Regions from separate parts of the Homo sapiens genome. Here region 1 is linked to region 2. Evidence: chromatin loops called from intact Hi-C (ENCODE). Cell type or tissue: Calu3. All regions are shown on one strand. Links, peaks and the distances in the headings refer to the core of each region. The heading gives the core; the rest is flanking DNA.

The links. Peaks named below come from ENCODE experiments on the same cell type or tissue, not always from the same donor. Only the 100,000 strongest peaks of a DNase experiment are listed, where the experiment ranks them.
Region 1: a loop joins it to region 2, with 2.1 times the contacts of the local background. A loop is called at or near these places in 4 of 110 quality-filtered maps.

The regions. Positions count from the first base shown.
Region 1 is chr3:140,724,918-140,729,428 of GRCh38, reverse strand. No RefSeq gene overlaps it. Among named protein-coding and RNA genes, the nearest start is that of TRIM42, 49 kb to the right of the region's middle. In Calu3, for the core only: no CTCF peak of the experiment used is centred there; no DNase peak of the experiment used is centred there.
Region 2 is chr3:140,625,558-140,633,582 of GRCh38, reverse strand. All of the region lies in intron 1 of LOC102724068 (a long non-coding RNA gene), which reads left to right. Among named protein-coding and RNA genes, the nearest start is that of TRIM42, 48 kb to the left of the region's middle. In Calu3, for the core only: no CTCF peak of the experiment used is centred there; a DNase peak (open chromatin) is centred at 3,602.

The sequences.
Region 1 (4,511 bases), core at 949-3,448, 98 kb before region 2:
GAGAAAGCCTAGTGGGGGCCACCTGGCCAAAGTTTGTGGATACTGACTTCACAGGGTTTCTCTCCTTGCCTCAGTTTCTTCATCTATAAAATGGAAAGAATACTAGCATATACCTCACAAGATTATTGTGAGAATTAAATGAATTAACATTCCTGAAGTGCTTAAAACGGGGCCTGGTGAGTGGTATGGGCCATATAGTGTATGCATTATAATTGTGAAAAAGCTGTGGACTTTAATTATTTTGACCATTTCTTTACATATGAGTTATCTAATTTTTAAAAATTTTTCTTATAAATTTTTTTTTCAGTTTGTGGAGAGAAAAGCTGTCAACTTTGTACGTTTAAAAAACACAGTGGTTTTATTTTAAAACAGTCCCTATTATCCTGTCCTGGCCAAAAGCTTTTCGGCAGGTTTTTTTTTTTTTTTTTTTTTTTTTTTGTTGAGACGGAGTCTCGCTCTGTCACCTAGGCTGGAGCGCAGTGGCGCGATCTCGGCTCACTGCAAGCTCCACCTCCTGGGTTAATGCCATTCTCCTGCCTCAGCCTCCCAGTAGCTGGGACTACAGGCGTCCGCCACCACAGCCGGCTAATTTTTTGTATTTTTAGTCGAGACGGGGTTTCGCAGTGTTAGCCTGGATGGTCTCGATCTCCTGACCTCGTGATCTGCCCGCCTCAGCCTCCCAAAGTGCTGGGATTACAGGCGTGAGCCACTGCTCCCAGTTGGCAGTTATTTTTCAATTGGATTCATCTGAAGGTTGGGTGGCCTCTGAGCACATGCTGCGTTTTCCTCTCGGAAAAATCAATGGCAGATGGCTGTCAGTGGGCCTTTGAGTGGCCCTGAAGAACTTGTTGAAAAAACTATTTACTATAGAGGAAAGCTGTGCTTTGGGTCCAAAGTCCCCTACAGAGTCCATCCTCCTGCCTCTGTGGGCTCTGGGTGGGCCGAATGGGTGGGGATGGTGAAGTGTAGCCTGCCAGCAGGTGTGTGCTGGTAAGTTGGCTCTGCTGGATAGGAGCTTTGATTCGTAGCATTTGCTGATTACTGTAGTGTAAATCCTTCCACTATGAGGTTGCTGAGTGCAGAGTTGGGCAGAGATGAGCACAATCAGCTCTCATAAGTTGGTGTGAGCCAGCTGAGGAAGGACGTGGGCTGGATGGGAGAAACCTTATTCCTATAGCAAAGGGGCTGGAGCAGGTGAGGCTTTGGGGGATTTCTTTTTGAGCAGGGAACATCGGAGGAACCCGAAGGGAATTAACATTAGCTGAGCATTTCCTGAGTACATTCTGAGCTAGGTGCTTTGCAGACATTATCTCATTTGATCTTTGTAATGACATTGTGAGTCAGCTAACTTCAGCTCCATTTTCATATGAGAAGAGAGGGCCTCAGAGGAGTTAAGTAACTTGCCCAAGGTGACACAGTGGCAGACTGGGGGTTGCAATGAAAGGATAGTGACTCCTGGGATTGAAAGTAGCAGAGATAACGCTAATAAAAAAGTTATAGGTAATTCTCTATGGGTGAATCCATTTTAACTTCACCCCAACTGCTCTGACATAAAATTCATGGATTTAAGACCCGGGAGGAGCTTTTATTTAGCTCAAACAGATAAGGAAAGTGAGCTAGTACAGTTTGATTTTGACATAAAGTAAGGCTTATATGAGGACATGTACTTGCTGCAATAGTTAGGAAGGTGCTCTGTGCTTGTGGAAGAAAGAGACTGGGAAAGGGTGATTTCACCCTCCCAGGCTCACGCCCTTCAGGGAAAGAAGCAAGGACATCTGTCTGGGGAAAACAGTGATTCTTGGGGCCAGGAGCCCATAGGAGGATGTGCATCCTTTCTTCTCCATGGGGAAGACCCCATGAATTCTGGGGACATGAATTGAAGCCCAAGGAGAGGGACACTACTTGAGGATGCTGACAAATTGAAATCTTCAGGCAAAACCTTCAGTCAGGGGCAGATGCTTTCTGGTCTCCATCAAGGAAGGCCACCTTCAGAAACACAGTTCTCAGCATTGTGGGTCCTACTGATTTGGCTGTCACTTCTGTGCAGAGGGGATGGGGGAAAGTTTCTGGCCCTCACCTCATATTTTAGCCTTTGTCTATTAGGGAGGAGTTGAGTGGGGACATTTCAAACACGGTGTCCACCCTGCTTTATTTTCCTCTGTGAATGATTAATTAGCACCTGGTTGGAGGAGGCCACATTTACTGGGGGCATGGTTACTCTGTCTTAGAGGACCTGCAGGCATGCTCCTTGTCATGTCCTATGTCCACAGGCAGTGGGTTTCCTCTCTCTGCAAGTTCACCTGGGCAGAGCCTGCTTCCTCAGCTTTGGGCCACTTCAGTCTTTTCTCCACCCCAGATGTTTAAGTGGGTAAGTGAACTTAGGGCTATTTGTTGGGACTTGATCATTTTAATGGTGAAGGCATAAAATAGGTGCTCAGTGGAGATGAATAGAATTAGTGTTTTTCCTACCATACTGCCTTCTGGGGGTATTGCATATCCTCCTATAGAATGTGCTGTTGTGCTGTTAATATAAGTTTCACTCACGCATTCATTCTTTAATGCATTTATCAACAAATATTTATATGCCAAGACTCTGCTGAACCATTAAAGATCTCGGAGGCAGAGTCCCTCACTCTTCTCTTCTTTCTCCCACAAGCCCTGACTCACAGCTGGTTACATGGGAGTATGCAGCAAAGAGTTATGATGCCTCCTGATCTTCAGCTTCTGGAGTCCCGTGGAGTTAATCCAGGTCCCTCAGGGTCCTCAGATGCCCAGTTACAGGCTCTGAACCTATGGTGCCAGATCACATGTACTTCAGCCCTCCACCACTACAGGTGTTCGATTGGACTATGAATCGCTGGGATTTCAAAATATTCAGGCTTAATGACCCAGTTCTGGCTCATGTCTATAAAATTCAGGGAACCTTAGCTAAGCCAGTTGAAATCCATGGAGAAATGGGGTCTCAGAGCTGCAGAGGGGAGGAGAAAAGGACCCAGAACACAGCTGCCTCTGCTCTGGCAGACCCAGGAGTCTGAGCTAATGCAGCAAGGAGGGACCCAGGGAGCCAGACCTTAGTGATGGGTGAGCCACACTGTCTCCATGGGCAGAGAAAGTAGCATTTACTGGATGGAGCAGGAACTCATTTCCTTTCCAAAGAAAGGGCAACCTGTTCAAGTGGAAAGAAGAAGAGAATTATTAGCATGTGAAGCCTTCAGCTTCTTGAGGCAGAATGGCAGGAAATGGTTGCCTGGGGAACCCCTGCAGCTCAGGCTCATCTGAGGTGGGCCAGAGAATTGAGTTCAAACTCTGGGCTGGCCATTTTGTGGCTTTATGACCTTGGGCGGCCATGTAATCTCTCTGAATTCAGTTGCCTTTTCTTTAAAGTGGGGAGTAAGAACACCTCTTTATGGGTTATTGTGAGGACTTCAGGGTGATATTTTTGAAGTACCATGTACAAGACAGGCACTTGGTAAATGCTGATCTTCCTCTTTCCATCCTCAATGAACATCATTTCTGTGGTAGCTGGTCTCTAAAGATGGCCTTCAGTGAGCCAGGCCTCCCAACATTCATACCCTGGAACCTGGGCTAGCTCTCACCAACAGAATGCAGTGCAAATGATACTGTGTAATTTCAAGGCTTGGTTACTAGGAGCTGAAGCATTGCAGCTTCTCCTGAGCCTCTTGGAAGGCTTGCCCTTGGAATGCCCCTTTCAGAAGCCAGCTGCCATCATCTTATGAAGAGGACACGTATAGGCACTATGGTTGAGAGCTCCAGCTGAGTGCCTAGGCACCTGCCAGCATCAACTGTCAGTCATGTGAGTGAGTCATCTTGCATATCCAGTCCGGTCAAGCCTTCAGATGGCTCCAGCCACAGCCACTATCTGACTGTTGCCACATGAGAGACCCCAAGTGACCACCATTCAGTTAGCCCATAGAACCAAGATATATGTACATTTTTGTTTTAAGCACTATGTTTTGAATTGGTTTGTTGAGCGGTAACAACTGGAACCTTCAATAGCCAACAATTGTTTTTGTGTGGAAATTCCACCATTACTGATTTATTTCTATGAGTTAGACATTAACCTACTTGGAAGTCCCCTTTTAGAATGCAAGGTCCTTTTACCCTAGATTTTGCTGGGACTGGGTTTCAGTATTGACTGAAGAAAGAAGACAGGTGGAGAAGACAGCTTGGGGACTCTGAAGCTGAGCTCTGTGATGGGTCCAGTACCTGGCCTGAGTGCCCCAGCTCAGTTCTCAGGCTCACAGGAGGAGGCCACAGGTCCTGAGTTGCCTGTGGTGAACCCAGTGCTCTACAGCTGTTGTGCTCACTAATCTTACCCAGAACCCTGTGAAGCAGAGAGGATTACACCCATTTTATAGATGAGTAAATGGAGGCTCAGAGATGTGGAGATGTGCCCTCATTCACAATCACAGAGCCAATAAGAGCAGGGCCAGGCTATGTCCATTTCTGCCTGATTCTGAAGCTGGGTCTCTTTATGTTGAGACTTTTTG
Region 2 (8,025 bases), core at 2,648-5,147:
TGAAAATATTAATTTAATGTTTACTATGTTATACAAGTTTATTTTCTCACAGTTCTGGAGGCCAGGAATCAAGTCAAAATGTGGGTAAGGCCATGCTTCCTCTGAAGGTACTAGGAATGATCTGTTCCAGGCCCCTTTCCTAGCGTCTGATAGTTCTTGGTTTGTGGCAGCACAATTTTAACTTCTCAAGGTTTTCTCCCTGTTTGTGTGTCCATCTCTGTGTCCAAATTTCCCCTTTTCATAAGGACACCAGTCATATTGGATTAGGGCCACTCTTTTCCACTATGACTTTATCTTTCCTAATTATGTCGTCAATTACCCTATTCCCAAATAAGATCTCATTCTGAGGTACTGGGGGTTAGGACTTCAACATATAAATTTACATAAAAGGAAAGGACATTGAAATGCTCAAGTGGGTGGGTGGGTTGCAATCTTAAATAGGGAATTCAAGGGGGGCCTCGTTGAGAAGGGGACACTTAAGTGAATGAAGGCTTCAGGAAGTAGAGAGTGGGCCATGTGTCAAGCAGAGGGAATAGCCAATGCAAAGGCACCAAGCTGGAGCAAGCTTGGGATTTTCCAGGAACAGCAGGGAACCAGTGTGGCTATAGCAGAGAGAAAGTGAGGGAAGATGGGAAGGCAGGGACCTGGTTGAGATCGTGTGGCCCTTGGAGACCTGTGAAGAACTTTGGCTTTTACTCTGAGCATAATGGGGAATTATTTGCAGACACTAGACAGTAGAGGTATGATCTGGTTTGTGTCTTGAGAAAGGTCACTTTGGTGGTGAGTTTTAGAATACATTGTGAACGGGTGGGGAAGCCATTAGGAAGCTAGGGGTGTGATCTAGACGAGAGATGACTGAGACAGAAGAAAGAGGTGAGACTTTCTGGGCAATGTCTTGAGCAGGGTAGTAGAGATGGGATTTGCTGCACAAATAGAGGGATTGGCTTTAAAAAGCCATGGCATGGTACCGGGCCTCTGAAAATATTTATAATTTCAATTCTTTCCGATTACTGCAAATTTAAAGAACATAGCAAAATATCTGGTGGACAGAAGGCCCTCAATAAAGGTCAGTTTCTTTTCTTTCCCTTGTATTCTTAAGTCTGTCTCACCCTACACTTCTCCATTCCCAATCACTCATCTTAATCTTTGCTGGCTCTTTAATCGTTAAAGAGTGTAAATTGTTGTTGGCTTAAAGCAGTACATTTTAAATTGTCCTCTGAGGAATCCTAGGTATTTGAGACAGTGCCGTGGGGCCCAAGTGGGGGTCAAATAATGGCTAACTGGAGGGATCTTGAGCTGTCTCTGCCCAATCCCCAATTCATACAGAAACACTTATACCTGTGGTTTGTACAGGGCTTTATCTTTTTTAAAAAATTGTTTCTACTTTAAAAAAATCCATTGTCTTAAAGCATTCCTCCTGTCTGAGATATTTTAAACCTTTTAAAACCAAATAAATTAGTCTTTAATGGTCAAATTTTAGATCCTGGTTCTGCTAGTTTTACTAGTGTTTTTCATATAGGCTTTTCTACTTTATCAAATAATAATGATGATGATGATCACCAATATTTGTTGAGGGCTAAACTTGCTCTTGTTTAGAATCCTGCCTAGGAAATTGTAAAGAATGAAGCTACACATAAAGTCATAGATCCATACAGGCATAGAAAGTAAGAGGTTGGAGTACCCTTTTAAAAATTCTCATTTCACCCTCTCAATTTATTAACAAAATAACAGAGGAATGTTGACTTGGTCAAAGTTACCCAAGAATAGCTGAATCGAGAATCCAAGTGACTTGTGTCTCAGGTCACCAGTTTTCCCATTATATGCTGCTGGGAGGCAGGTGTCCTTAGATTAGGATAGAGAGTGTCATGATCCAGCTTTTGAAACAAAAGGTAGACACGGAGTATGTACTGAAGACATTTGATGTGACATTTACCATCCCTGGGAGTTCAGGTTTACAAGCTCCACCACATTTAAGAGCCCTTTAAACTCTCTAATTGCTCATTTATCTGATGTTACACAAATAGTCCCCACAGATACAGACTGACAGGTAAACAGCTTGTTGAGAATTTATTTAAAATGATAAACTAACATAATGCATCTTCTCTTGAGAGAATTACCAAAAGCACAGGATTGCACTGCAGTTTGCAGCCATATTTCTTCCATAGTCACTATTGGCTGTGACCTTCTAATTTTCTTGGGGAATGTTTCATTCCTTGATCCGTGAATTACTGCACTGTAAGCAAACCTGGCAGATCTTTTGGGAACAGAAAGATTAGGGCAACCTGGTGAAGGTAAAAAGAAAACACTCTGGGTATTGGCCAGATCTGGATGGAAATCCTGCCTCTGCCTCTTATATCTGGCTTTCTATGGGCAATCTCTTCAGCTCACTATGCCTCAGTTTTCTCTCAGTAAAATGGGAATTATAGTAACATCTACCTCACTGGATGGTTGTGAGAGTTAAATGAGCTAAGTTGATACAGAAGCCTTCCCCCCAACATCTCTGACTCATGCTTCCCAGCTTCTCCTTGTACTCTGGTGATGGAGAGCTTCTTTCTTCTGCCTGAGGAAGCTCATTTCACTTCCCACTTGGGAGATCTCTCTTTTGGGAAACTCTTAAGTTGAGTGAATATGTGGTAAAGCTCAAGGAAACATAGAGTCACTTGGGAACTATATCCCAGTATTGGGACCCAGGTTCTTTGAAGTGTTGCTTTCTTTTTATGAAATCATTTTATTTTTATTGACCAATTTTGGGGGACATTTATGCTCCCAAACGGTGAGCCACGTTTCTTTCTAGGACACATTCCCCTGTTTAATTTACAATAAAAGTTTTTTAAATTCCAAAGGAAAATAAGCAATTTCTTAATGGAATTAAGTCAACAACGTATTTACTTTGTATTAGCTCTGAGCTAAATGCGAACTCTCAGGTTTTTCTTGTGCTAACTGCATGAAAAGGAGCATCAGCCTTATTATTCATAATGCTCATTCTGTGACATTCCTGAGTTTGCTTAACACTATTTCGTCAGTGTGATTACTTTGAACAATCTGAGTCCTTGTCAGTACTGCATGACTTGCTTTTATTAGGTAGAAGGGGTTCCACTAGTTGGGTTCTAGACATGGACACTTGTTGCAGCAACACAATTTCCCCTTGATAGTTAAGATTAATCGTCCCAGGCAGAAGAAGAATCGACTTCTTTGCCTGTTGTAACCCTAGCATGCAGAATCCAACATGACTGGGTCTCAGTCTTGACTTCCAACTCAATGAAACCATTGTTGTGTCACCCAGTGACAATATTTCTCTCTTGGGATCTAAGACTTTTTAAAATAGTAGAGCCTGAAAGTATAGGGACAGGAAGTATCAATTCTTCAAGTTGAAAGGGGCTATTCCTACTTCCATCTTTTGATTCCTGGACCCATGTACACTAGTTTTGGGGGAAACAGTACCATATGTTGGACATAGATTCAACAACATCTTTTAGGATAGTACCCCAACCTTGCAAGTATTGTTTCCCAGCTGGCTCTGTAATGAGTCTTCAGCAAGCTATTCTATGATTCTATCAATCTAGCGATGGGGTATGTGGTAAGACCAGTTGGAATTCCATGAGCATGAGTCACTGTTATGTTTCTTTTGCTGTGAAAATGAGTTATTTGGTCAGAAGCAATATTGTGAGTGGTAAGACAGTGAATAAGCATTTCATACATCCGCAGATGGCAAAGGGCAGAGTAGGCTGATTTGCATTCTGTAGAAAGGCCTATTTAATAGTGGAGAGAAACTGTTGCTCCTCTGTGATGGAAGAGATCCACTGTAATTAATGTGCCACCATGTGACTAGATGGTTTTCCAGAAAATGGCACCACATTGGGCTTTCAGCATTGATCCCTGCTGCTGGCAAGTTACTACTCAGCAGAGGTGGTAGGCAGATTAGGATTGATGGGTGGAGGCCCTTTTTGAGTTCATACATAGCCTCCATTCCTGAGTGGGATGAGTGAGCAATCACATAGGACACAAATGTACACAACTCATCCCCATTTGTAGGGGTACACCCACATACTCTCCCTGCAGACCTCCCTGGGGAAAGACATATTTTTCTTGTTCTTTTCAAACACCATCTGTGTAGCCAAACCATTAGCCACTGCCTGTGAATCATTGTAGACCCGAGTTCCTGATAATCTTATCCAGACAAAGTAGATGACAAAATGTGCTGCTCAATGGTCTAGGAGGGTCTCTCTTGACTACTATTTTTTGAGATACTCCTGATTGGGGTTGAACTTCTGCAGCTGCCACTTTCAGTTTGTACCAGCATATTGTGCAGTAATATCTGTAAATCAGACCTAAGTTTTTATTATTTGTCAAATGGTCATACAGATTTTCTATGATGCTGAAGGTTTGAGATGAGGGAGAGGTAAAGTGAGAGTCTCAGCTACTTGCTCATGGAATTTACTTGTGCCCAAAGGACCTGTTCAAAATAGATCTTGTATATACCATTTTACATGATGGAGCTGCTGTACATACCTAGTCTTATGGCTTTACCAAATGGACAAAGAACAGCTCATATCTGGTCATTTGATGTTTCACAGACAGGTATTCATTCTCTCCTGGTGTATAAGCCAAAAATTCTCTCTCAACAGGTGTAACAGTTAACATAACTACATAAAGTGGTCGCGGCCTTGCTTCAAAACCCTAGAATCTTGTGCTGTTATTTATCCTCTTTTAGGAGAATTCGAGAGGCTTTATACAGTATTTTTCTTGCCTTAGATATCTCAAGTACTATTGTGTGTTTGGGGTCACGTGATCTAAAGGCAAAACAGCTTGCATTTCACCAAACCTGCCCAAAAGCCTTCATTTGCTTTGTTCCACCACACAAAACTGGGGGTAATGTGAGCTACTCAGTAAACAGGTCAGAGCAGCACACTCAGATGTGTTATATACTGCTTTTAAAATCCAAGAGACTTATCAAGGATTGGATCTCTTTCTTAGTGGTGGGCAATGCAGGGAGCAGAAACAACTTTTATTTTGGAAGCAATGTCCTAACAAATTCTCAGACCATTAAGCCTCCAGAAAATTGCACCAAGTTGGTTGGTTTCTAAGTTTTAATGGAGTTTATCTCCTATCTTTTAGTAGTGCATGTACTGGTAGGCGTTTTATACTTTTCACCATATCCAATCAGCATGAATGTCATTTTAATAGATTAGTATAATGATTTGTAGAATGTCAAGATGACTAAGTCTCTGTGGCTAGATTATGACAGAAAGCAAGAGAATTAACATAGCCTTAAGGGAAGAGAGGGAAGGAAGGTGTATTGCTGTCCCAAACATAAATGAAATGAATTCTGAAGGCCCAGATGAGAAAGAGAGAGAGAATTGGCAGAATAACTGCCTACCAGGTGCCAAGGATTGTATTGATTTGCTTCATTAAAAAGATACTATATTTGGAACACCACCCGATCAAGTTTGCAATAATTCATTGTCATTCTTCTTTATAGGCCAATGAGTGAGTTAAATGGGTATGTGATAGGAATTACCACTCCTGTATTAATCACGTCTTGTGTTACTGATCTCTGTGATTCCCAGTGGGATGTGGTGTTTCTTTTGGAATAACTATTCTGGTAGAGAGAGGAAGTTCCAGAGGCTCCACTTGCTTCTTTCTGCCATAATAGTCACCACTCTATAGTTCAAGGGGTCAGTATAGGAATTCTACCAGTTGCTCAGTATGTCTATTCTGATTATACATTCTGGAAATTGGGAGTGATCACAGGGTGAGTATGTTGATTCACTGGACTTACTGTGAGATGTTCCCTGGCCAAAACTACTTATCATCTATTCTCCGTAAGCCTCAATATTAAATGTTACACTACAATGCAACATTGAGATATTAGCTTCAACTTAGCTCATATTTAGGAATTCTAAAGGTTTCACAGTACAAAGTAACCATCATAAATGGCCACAAGTCTTTCTGGGTAAGACTTGTAGAAAGATTTAAATTTTTTACCTGTGGATGTAATGCAGGGACCTCCTCAGAAGGGCTCAATATTACCTTCAAGGGGCTTTCAGAACTTGCAAGAAGCTCTAACTTTCTTTTTTATTGTTTTTTTGATATGGAGTCTCACTCTGTTGCCCAGGCTGGAATGCAGTGGCCAGATCTCGGCTCACTGCAAGCTCCACCTCCCGGGTTCACGCCATTCTCCTGCCTCAGCCTCCTGAGTAGTTGGGATTACAGGCACCTGCCACCGCGCCCGGCTAATTTTTTGTATTTTTAGTAGAGACAGGGTTTCACCTGTTAGCCAGGTTGGTCTCCATCTCCTGACCTCGTGATCCGCCCGTCTGGGCCTCTCAAAGTGCTGGGATTACAGGCGTGAGCCACTGTGCCCGGCCAAGAAGCTCTAACTTTCTATAAGGCCATTCATCAAGCTTCTTATTGCTAGATTTAGAATATTTCTGGTTATATAGGTACAGTAATTCTTTAGTAAACTGTCAATCTATTTTATTCTTAGGAATGCTGTGGTCAATTAGCCATTGTCAAAAGTTCCATAGAGGCCAGGCGCGATCACTCATGCCTGTAATCCCAGCACTTTGGGAGGCCAAGGCGGGTGGATCACCTGAGGTCAGGAGTTGCAGACTAGTCAGGCCAACATGGTGAAACCCTGTCTCTACTAAAAACACAAAAATTAGCTGAGCGTGCTGGCAGGCACCTGCAGTCCTAGATACTCAGGAGACTGAGGCACGAGAATAACTTAACCTGGAAGGAAGAGGTTGCAGTGAGCCGAGGTTGCTCCGTTGCACTCCAGCTTGGTTGACAAGAATGAAACTCCTTCTCCAAAAAAAAAAAAAGTTCAATAGAATCAAAACATTATGATAGCCACTTCATCTCAGTTCCCTACTATGTTAATTACACCAATCTTGTTTCTGGTTATAAAGTTCTACAATGTGGTTTCTGCTACTTCTGGATCATATTATTTTATTTTTATTTTTCGTTAAAATAATAGAGACATTAAAATGATACAGTATTGGATATCCTATGCTGATTTTATTCCTAAGGTATGTTTGTTGACTGTAATTAAAATTTTTGTTTCATTTTCTAATTGTTTGCTTCACTCATGATTTGGGCTCTCTGTTTGTCTGTTATTGGTGTATAGGAATGCTTGTGATTTCTGCACATTGATTTTGTATCCTGAGACTTTGCTAAAGTTGCTTATCAGCTTAAGGAGATTTTGGGCTGAGACGATGGGGTTTTCTAAATACACAATCATGTCATCTGCAAACAGGGACAATTTGACTTCCTCTTTTCCTAATTGAATACCCTTTATTTCTTTCTCCTGCCTGATTGCCCTGGCCAGAACTTCCAACACTATATTGAATAGGAGTGGTGAGAGAGGGCATCCCTGTCTTGTACCAGTTTTCGAAGGGAATGCTTCCAGTTTTTGTCCATTCAGTATGATATTGGCTGTGGGTTTGTCATAAATAGCTCTTATTATTTGGGGATACATCCCATCAATACCAAATTTATTGAGAGTTTTTAGCATGAAGGGCTGCTGAATTTTGTCAAAGGCCTTTTCTGCATCTATTGAGATAATCATGTGGTTTTTGTCGTTGGTTTTGTTTATATGCTGGATTACGTTTATTGATTTTCATATGTTGAACCAGCCTTGCATCCCAGGGATGAAGCCCACTTGATCATGGTGGGTAAGCTTTTTGATGTGCTGCTGGATTCGGTTTGCCAGTATTTTATTGAGGATTTTTGCATTGATGTTCATCAGGGATAAATTCTCTTTTTTTGTTGTGTCTCTGTCAGGCTTTGGTATCAGGATGATGCTGGCCTCATAAACTGAGTTAGGGAGGATTCCCTCTTTTTCTATTGATTGGAATAGTTTCAGAAGGAATGGTACCAGCTCCTCCTTGTACCTCTGGTAGAATTCGGCTGTGAATCCTTCTGGTCCTGGACTTTTTTTGGTTGGTAGGCTCTTAATTATTGCCTCAATTTCAGAGCCTGTTATTGGTCTATTCAGGGATTCAATTTCTTCCTGGTCTAGTC